Linked DNA regions of Homo sapiens: regions 2 and 3 are each linked to region 1. Evidence: read pairs that join two places in POLR2A ChIA-PET (ENCODE). Cell type or tissue: MCF 10A. All regions are shown on one strand.

Region 1 (2,500 bases):
TAACCAGTTCAGAGCTGAACATAATTTAGATCTAATTTGAGTTCCTTTAAAGTTCTTGATTTTCCATGAATACAACATGTATAATAAAAATTTTAAAAAATAAATAGATGTTATTCTACTTTATTAACAACAACAATAAAAATACTAACCTTCAAATAAACTCTGTGCAGGAAGATTTCACCTGGACAAGCAGGCCTTACTCTTCAGGTGGCAGGCACCATTGCCCTCTTCCTTCTCCCCTATAAGCCATGGCTCTTTGGAGTTGAGTTCCAGAATCTTATAAGAAGACAACTGTCAAAGTTTGCATCTGGCAAAGGGTTAGGAAAATGGTTGCTAGGAATTGTAGTAAGGAATAGGAATGTAGGGCAAAAAAAAAAAAAAAGCCAGAGATTGGGGAAAAGGATCAACAATAAAAGACAAAAATCTAAGTCAAGTGTAACAGACTTATCTCATTTACAGGCCAGGGACTAAGGAGCCATAAGAAGGGCACACTCAAAGAACCGGAGAAAACACGGTGAGGGGACACTGGGTAGAAGAGTTTCACTGAGGCACGAGGGAAATGGAAGCATGGGCCCACCTCAGGAAACAGGGCTGGCAGGATGAAGGCATGAAGCAGACTCCATCCACCTGCCTGACATGCAAGAACAAGGCTTTCCATCCCTCCACACCACCTGGTGCCAGTGACTTGGGCACCCAGGCACAAGAGGGCTTGAGAAGAATTAGTCCCCTCCCTGATAGGGGATGGCTACAGGGAACCTGGCATCTCCACCTGCAGGTTTAAATGCAGCCAAATACTTATACCCAAATCCCACTGATATGTGAGACTAAACCTGTTGATCTGCCAGTCTCTCCTTGGAAGGGGTGGCATTCACAGGAACAGCTTTGATGGTACATTGAGGTAAAGACTAATAATACTTAATTCATCCATTGATCTTTTACTGAAAATATGATATTATGTATAAGTGAAACACAAAGGCAGCTTCAGCCCCAGAGTGTCTGCAAGATTGTAGCTGAGGTTTGCATTGAGTTTGCCACCCCCAGGCAAAGGGAGGACCTAGAATTTTCAAGCAGGGCTGAAGCAATCACTTTGCTGGTATGTGCCAGCCAAGTGACTAACTCCCAAACATGTTTAATATGAAACAGCATTAGGAGACTGGATATAGCCTCAGGGAGATCAGCTGCTAACCAGTTCAGATTATAGCTGCAATCCCTCATATGCAGCCACTTACAGCGTCTCTCCACATGTCTTCAGAGGCACACAGCACTGTGTACAGGAAAAGGACTACCCTTGATGTTGAAAGATCAGAGTTCTTCTTCCCATTCTGTAGCAGTTTGTCATGTGACTTGGATCAACCTTGTCTGAAAAATGAGGCTGAAGCCTTGTCCATAAAATGGGCAACGCCTTCCCTCTCTACCCTCTGTGGTAGTTTTGAGGATCAAGTGAGAAATATTATGAGAATTAAGAGATGATGAAAATGGTAGAGAGCTATGTACCAAGTATTATATTACACACAAGTATCATAAATCTCCTTCTACACTTTCATTGGTACTAGAGGGAATTTCTTTTAATGGCAGGAATGAGGAAATCAAAACAATAAGATTTTTGGTTCATACTTTAATATCAACACCATCAAAAGCACCAAAGTAGCTGTTTATTGTGGACTTTTGTCATCCCAGGCAATATGTTCGAGTCTTTTCAAAGAGAAGATTAGACCTCCCTCTTCAGTGTTATCTAGGGCTATCAGTTAGACCATCTCTGATATTTTCCAGCTGGTGCTTTAAAGAAATTCGTGTTTGAAAAATGTATGCAAATATTTCTCCCTTCTGCAATTACACAGGCAAGAAAATAAGCAAAAGGATCTTTTATATTTCTTTCTTCCCCTTTTCTTCTTTTTGTTTCTATCCACATGTATATCTCACAGAGGAGCTAGGGTGCAGTGGATGAGGTGGGTGAGGTGAGGAAGGCACTTGCTTCAAGTGCAAAATTTAGTGGAGCACCCAAAAACTCAAAAATGAAGATATGTAGTGTTCTAATGCAACATTTTTAAATTAATGCAAAAAACATGATGAATTACATATCAAAATTTTAAATAAAGAACAGTTACAATACCATGCTGAGACACTTTAAAGACTGAGGCAAAAGGAAAAATCAGTAATACTGATCCTTTATTTAAAATTTTGGTATTTTGTTCATCATAGATTTTTGCGTTCATGTTTATGTATCATAGTAGCAATATTTTTCTTTCTTAGGGGCATTTGAAATTATAGTTTGCCTTAGTATCGGTGGTATCTTGGATTTGATTAAATGCTTTCCGGGTGATATTTGAAACAAGCGTAACTCCTGGCAACCAAAACCCAACTTGACTTTTTCTCCCACAGTTTTCTTTAAACATTTATTCAGTGAAAGTCACCTTCCCTGCTCATGAAGGAAAACTGGGAGTCCCAAGTCTTTTCTGTTCACTCTTAAATAATGGAAAAGCCTCACAGCCATTTTAGGTCA
Region 2 (2,500 bases), 69 kb after region 1:
CAGATTTTTTTTTTTTTTTTTTTTTTTTTGAGATGAAGTCTGTCTCTGTTGCCCAGACTGGAGTGCAATGGCACGATCTCGGCTCACTGCAGCCTTAGACTCACTGCAGCCTCTGCCTCCCGGGTTCCTTTAATTCTCCTGCCTCAGCCTCCCAAGTTAGCTGGGATTACGGGCACACACCACCATGCCCAGCTAATTTTTGTATTTTTAGTAGAGATGGGGTCTCACCATGTTGGCCAGGTTGATTGTGAACTCCTGACCTCAGGCAGTCTGCCCACCTTGGCCTCCCAAAGTGCTAGGATTATAGGCATGAGCCACCACACCTGGCCTGATGGATATTTTTAACTATATATCACTCTTGTGCATATATAAATAAAATACAGTGGAAATAATTGGCTAAAATATTTCTAGAATTTCATCTATTCGGATTCAGACTCTTTAAAATCACTTTTCAATTTAGAGCCACCGATGTTTATACTTTCTTTCTCTGCCATCCAGAGTGTTTGGTGATGACGCATTTCTTAAAAGAGTGTTCTGCTATGATCTTTGGGAATTTTCTGCCAAGTTATTCTGCATGTTTTTTTACAATGGTGTTTTCTTGACCTTACTAGAGTGCGTTCAATAAATGACAACCATGTCACAGTTCTGCCTGACCAATAGGGATTTTAAGATGCTACCAACTATAAGATGTATTTCCATTTAAGTGATGTTAAAATGTCCAAAAAAAAATGTATTTTAGAATTGAAAAATACTGTAGCTCAATAATTAATGTGATTCTGGCCTCAGAAACTTTCTCTTTGTTCCTGTTATTTAAAGGCTGCTGCTTTGTAAAAATGTATTTATAACCAAACTTTTCTTCTAAACTGTCATTTTTGTGAAAATTTTTAAGGTTTTCTTTTCTACTTTGAAGTTTTCTTGTCTTCACATTTTTTTGCTTAAAGTTAGCAGAGGCACTTTTATTTCTATCAACTTTTAAAAGAAGCCTGATGAAAAAATAGACCTTCTACATCTCAAATGATTTAATGAAGTGTCCACTGATATGTAGAGAGAAATATTTGTTGGTTAATCTAACAGAGTTAAAGCTTATTGCACAAACAGATGTCATCCTAGTGGAAGATATTTAGTAAATTGCTAAGGAACTTTTTCTCTCCTTTGCTCCTTCTTGATCAGCATTATTTAATCAATAAACATATTACTTCATACTTCTTTTTGTATTCTGGCCTTCACGAGAAGCCCTAGATCAAGCTAGTCATTTGTACCATCTCTACTTCTACATCAGTCCTGCTCAGTGTTTCAGGATCTATCCTTACTTTTGCCTGTTCCTAATCAGATACCTCCTTATTTTCATTAACATCTATTTCAGATTTTCACTATCTTCCCAAATTCCTTAATACCTCTCCTGCCCCCTAAACTTTAATCAATAATTTTGCTTTCAGTTTCACTGAGAAAAATTGAACCTGTCATGGAAAAAAATTCCTTGTATTTTTCTTCTTCCATTTATAAACTGGTTTCTTTCCCCCTGCCTCACTAGGAAAGGTATCCACCTTCCTCTGAGACTAATCCCCTCACCAGGGCTTTGGCTACTAGTTCCTGGGTCCTCAAAGCTTTTTCTGGATCTTTCCCTTCAACATGTACACAAGCTCAAATATCTTCTGTCCTTTAAGAAAAAATTCATATCTCCATTCTCTTCTAGCTGCCGTTTTATAGCCCTCCTTTTCTTAGCAAAAAAACTAATGGAAAATCTAGTCTACCTACACCACTTTTTTTGACACCAAGTCCCTGAAATTGCACGTGATAAGGATACCAGCAACCTTCATATTGGCAAATCCAGTTTTTTGTTTTTCCTGGACCTCTTAGTAACATCCAGTGCTAGTGACCTCCATTTGGAAAGTCCCTTCTTCAGCCTCCATAAAACTGCTTTCTCCTGGTTTTCTTGTTATCTTTTTCTCTTTCTTCTTAGACTCCCTCTAAGAATTCTGTTCCTCTCTTCAACCCAGAAATGTCATTGATCCTCAACTTTTCCTCAGTCCAGAGCTCCCCTCACTTTATGCACTCACCCTGAGTAAATTCTCAGAGCTGCGTCTCCAACCCAGATCTTTCTGCTGACCTCCAGGTTTTTGTGTTCACATTTCATTCAGTCATCACCACTTAGATATTCCACAGGTACCTCCTCAAACAACACATTCAGAAAATAACTTTATCTGTCCTGTGGCCACCCCCTGTAAAACAAAAACAAAAAGTCTGTTTTAGGATTAGCAACACAAGTCTCCCAGTACTTAAGCCAGAAATCCAAGATTCCTCCCTGTCACTTTCCCCTCCTGCTGTTCTATGGATTCTTCCTCCTGGGCTAATCAGTGCCCTCCTCTTTGTTATTACTGTCACCTACTTGGTTTAGATTCTCATCACTTCTTGCATGGATTATTATCATAACCTCCTAATCGATTTCTAGGTCTTCAGTCTGGTTCCTATCTATCCTCCACTCAGGTGCTACAGTGATCTT
Region 3 (2,500 bases), 62 kb after region 1:
TGGCTCAGCCTTTGGATATCTCCTTTTTACTTCTGTATTCCATCCCTTGGTGATCTCATCTAGTTTCATGACTTTAAAAAAAGACTCCCAAATTTCTATCAACCCGGATCTGTCCCCTAAACTCCAGGCTCAGTTCTCTAGCAGCCCTCTGGACACATGTACCTGAATGTCTTAATAGGCATCTTAAAGTTAACATGTCCAAAACTGAACTACCTGAACTACCGATTCTCCTTGCAACCACTACTTCCTCTCCCACAAACAAATCTTTTCTTTCTGCAGTCTTTCCAGTCTCAATTAATGTGAGTTCTCATCTTCAGTTGTTCAAGGATTAAAAAAAAAAAAAAACAGTTTTTTTAAACTCTTAGATTTATTATTGACCTCTCTGTTTTCTATAAAACCCACTCATGTATCCCATTGGCTCTACTTTCAAAATATATCCAGAATCTGACCACTTTGCTCCTGCTACCACCTAGTCCAAGCCAGCATCATCTTTTGCCTGGATTATTCTAATAGCCCTCCTTCTGGTCTCTCTCTTCTACTCTTGTCCCCTGTAGTCTGTTCTCATCCTAACAGCCAGAATGATTTTGTGAAGAAGAACATCAGGTCATGTCATTTCTCTGCTTAAAACTCCTCAGTAGCTTTCCATCTCACTTAGGTAAGAGCAAAGTCTAGTCACACTGGCATTCTCACTCTTGCTAAAACATTCAAGCCATGCTCCCACCTCAGAACCTTTATATCTGGTGTTCCTTTTGCTTCCTTTTCCCCTAACCCACCCACTGAAGACACCAGTCCAGTTGTCTTATAGAATGATCCATACTATGAATTTCTCTGCTTCCTCATGGTATTAATTTATTTCTCTATAGCCTGTATTTTCTGGAATTGGACATTAGATCTAAAGGATTGATTAGATTAATTAAATATTTTTGGTGAGGAAATTCCATCAATGATGCTACAGTCTTGACATTGAATCATTTTGGGAGGCACCTATTGATTATCTCACCATTAGTGACGCCAAGTTTGTCTAACGTGTTGAGATGGGAATGTTCGTATCTCTCCATTATATATTTACATTTTTCCCTTCGTGGTTAACAAAAAAGCTGAAGGGTGAATGCTATTTTTTTTTAACGCTGTTATTTTAAGAACACTTTTTAGCTGTGGAAATGCTTTTTCAAATAAAACGTTTTTTGGAGATCCAGTATCTAAAACAGATAAAAGCAGAGCTGTTTTGTTGCAGTAGGAAATGCAGCTTCCAAGGGAACTTTGACAAGCACAGTTTTTAACCCACAAGGCCCACCCAAACACTTGAGAAGGTGGAGACCCAGAGGACACATGAAGTCTTAAAGCCACCTAGCATCTCGTGAGAAAGGCTCAGTACACCTTCTATTAGAGCATAGTTTGGGAGCTCTGCCACTTCCTTGGAAAGCTGTGGTTGTGAATGATCATTAGAATGAGACTTGGTTTTTCCCTGGCAGTCCACCCGCTGTTTTTAGTTGTCTCAGTGCTTTCTTGACATTCTATCTATCTGTTCTGCAGATGTGAAGATTTGAAATTACTTCATTTATAGTGTGTGTTGGGTTGCAGTCCTTTTTTTTTGCCTTTTGGAAATTCTTCATCCACAAAGAATTCCAGATTCAGACATTATTCATCTATGTCTGGAACACAAAAAAATCTCCTGAGCTTCCATATGTCTTACCTTCTTTCTGCCTTTAAAATAGTCAGAATGCTGCCACAGCTGAAGTCAGTTTTCTCATTTGCTTGTTGCTTGCTTCCTTTCTGTACCTTACTTACCATACAGCCTAACTTGCCTTACTAGAGAGTTAAATGAGTAAATTTACTGTGCTCATACAATATCTATAAGTTGTATACTATAGATTTTTATTTTCAGGGAAAGAAGTTTCTCTATATTAAGTGGAAAAAAACAGGCAATAAACTATAATCTTACTTTTGTTTAAAAAGTTATATGCACAAAAATCTCCATGACTGTTTATGTGTATATGTATATTTAAAGCCCAAAAGGATATTTACAAAAATGTTCACATTGATACTACCTCTAGCTGTGATCTTTGCTTTCCTCTTTGTAATTTCTCTGGTATCACTCTCACTTTTGTTTGTAGTGTGTCTTATTTCTACAGTCATTACTTTTATAAAGATTAAAACTATTGTTTAAAAAGACAAAACAGTAACTTTGGTTTGTCAAATCCAAACTGCCTTGAAGGCGGGTCCGGGCACCACCCCAGCTTACTGCCATCCGTACCATTCTTTGGGATTCTTATCTTATCCCAAATGAGCAGCTTTTCCCTGATCTCATGATTCCATTCTTTTACAATAGGTTCTTGGCCGTCCTCTAGAATCCACTAGGCGCTGAAGACCTTCTCTGCTCACTTGTATCAAAATGAACTTGTCAGGGAAGGGAAGGAGGATGTAAAAATGAAGTTCTAAAAGGAATTGTCACTAGAATGTGATCTCCATCAGGACCCAGGAGGAGCTCAATAAATACCTC

The links. ChIA-PET counts read pairs that join two places held together with the same protein. Peaks named below come from ENCODE experiments on the same cell type or tissue, not always from the same donor. Only the 100,000 strongest peaks of a DNase experiment are listed, where the experiment ranks them.
Region 2: POLR2A ChIA-PET joins it to region 1 with 5 read pairs; 3 of 35 experiments call an interaction of 5 or more read pairs at or near these places.
Region 3: POLR2A ChIA-PET joins it to region 1 with 6 read pairs; 3 of 35 experiments call an interaction of 5 or more read pairs at or near these places.

What each region holds. Positions count from the first base shown.
Region 1 is chr3:135,926,200-135,928,699 of GRCh38, forward strand. No RefSeq gene overlaps it. Among named protein-coding and RNA genes, the nearest start is that of PPP2R3A, 38 kb to the right of the region's middle. In MCF 10A, no CTCF peak of the experiment used is centred here; a DNase peak (open chromatin) is centred at 1,152.
Region 2 is chr3:135,995,444-135,997,943 of GRCh38, forward strand. The region is part of intron 1 of PPP2R3A (protein phosphatase 2 regulatory subunit B''alpha); the gene reads left to right. Among named protein-coding and RNA genes, the nearest start is that of PPP2R3A, 31 kb to the left of the region's middle. In MCF 10A, no CTCF peak of the experiment used is centred here; no DNase peak of the experiment used is centred here.
Region 3 is chr3:135,987,923-135,990,422 of GRCh38, forward strand. The region is part of intron 1 of PPP2R3A (protein phosphatase 2 regulatory subunit B''alpha); the gene reads left to right. Among named protein-coding and RNA genes, the nearest start is that of PPP2R3A, 23 kb to the left of the region's middle. In MCF 10A, no CTCF peak of the experiment used is centred here; no DNase peak of the experiment used is centred here.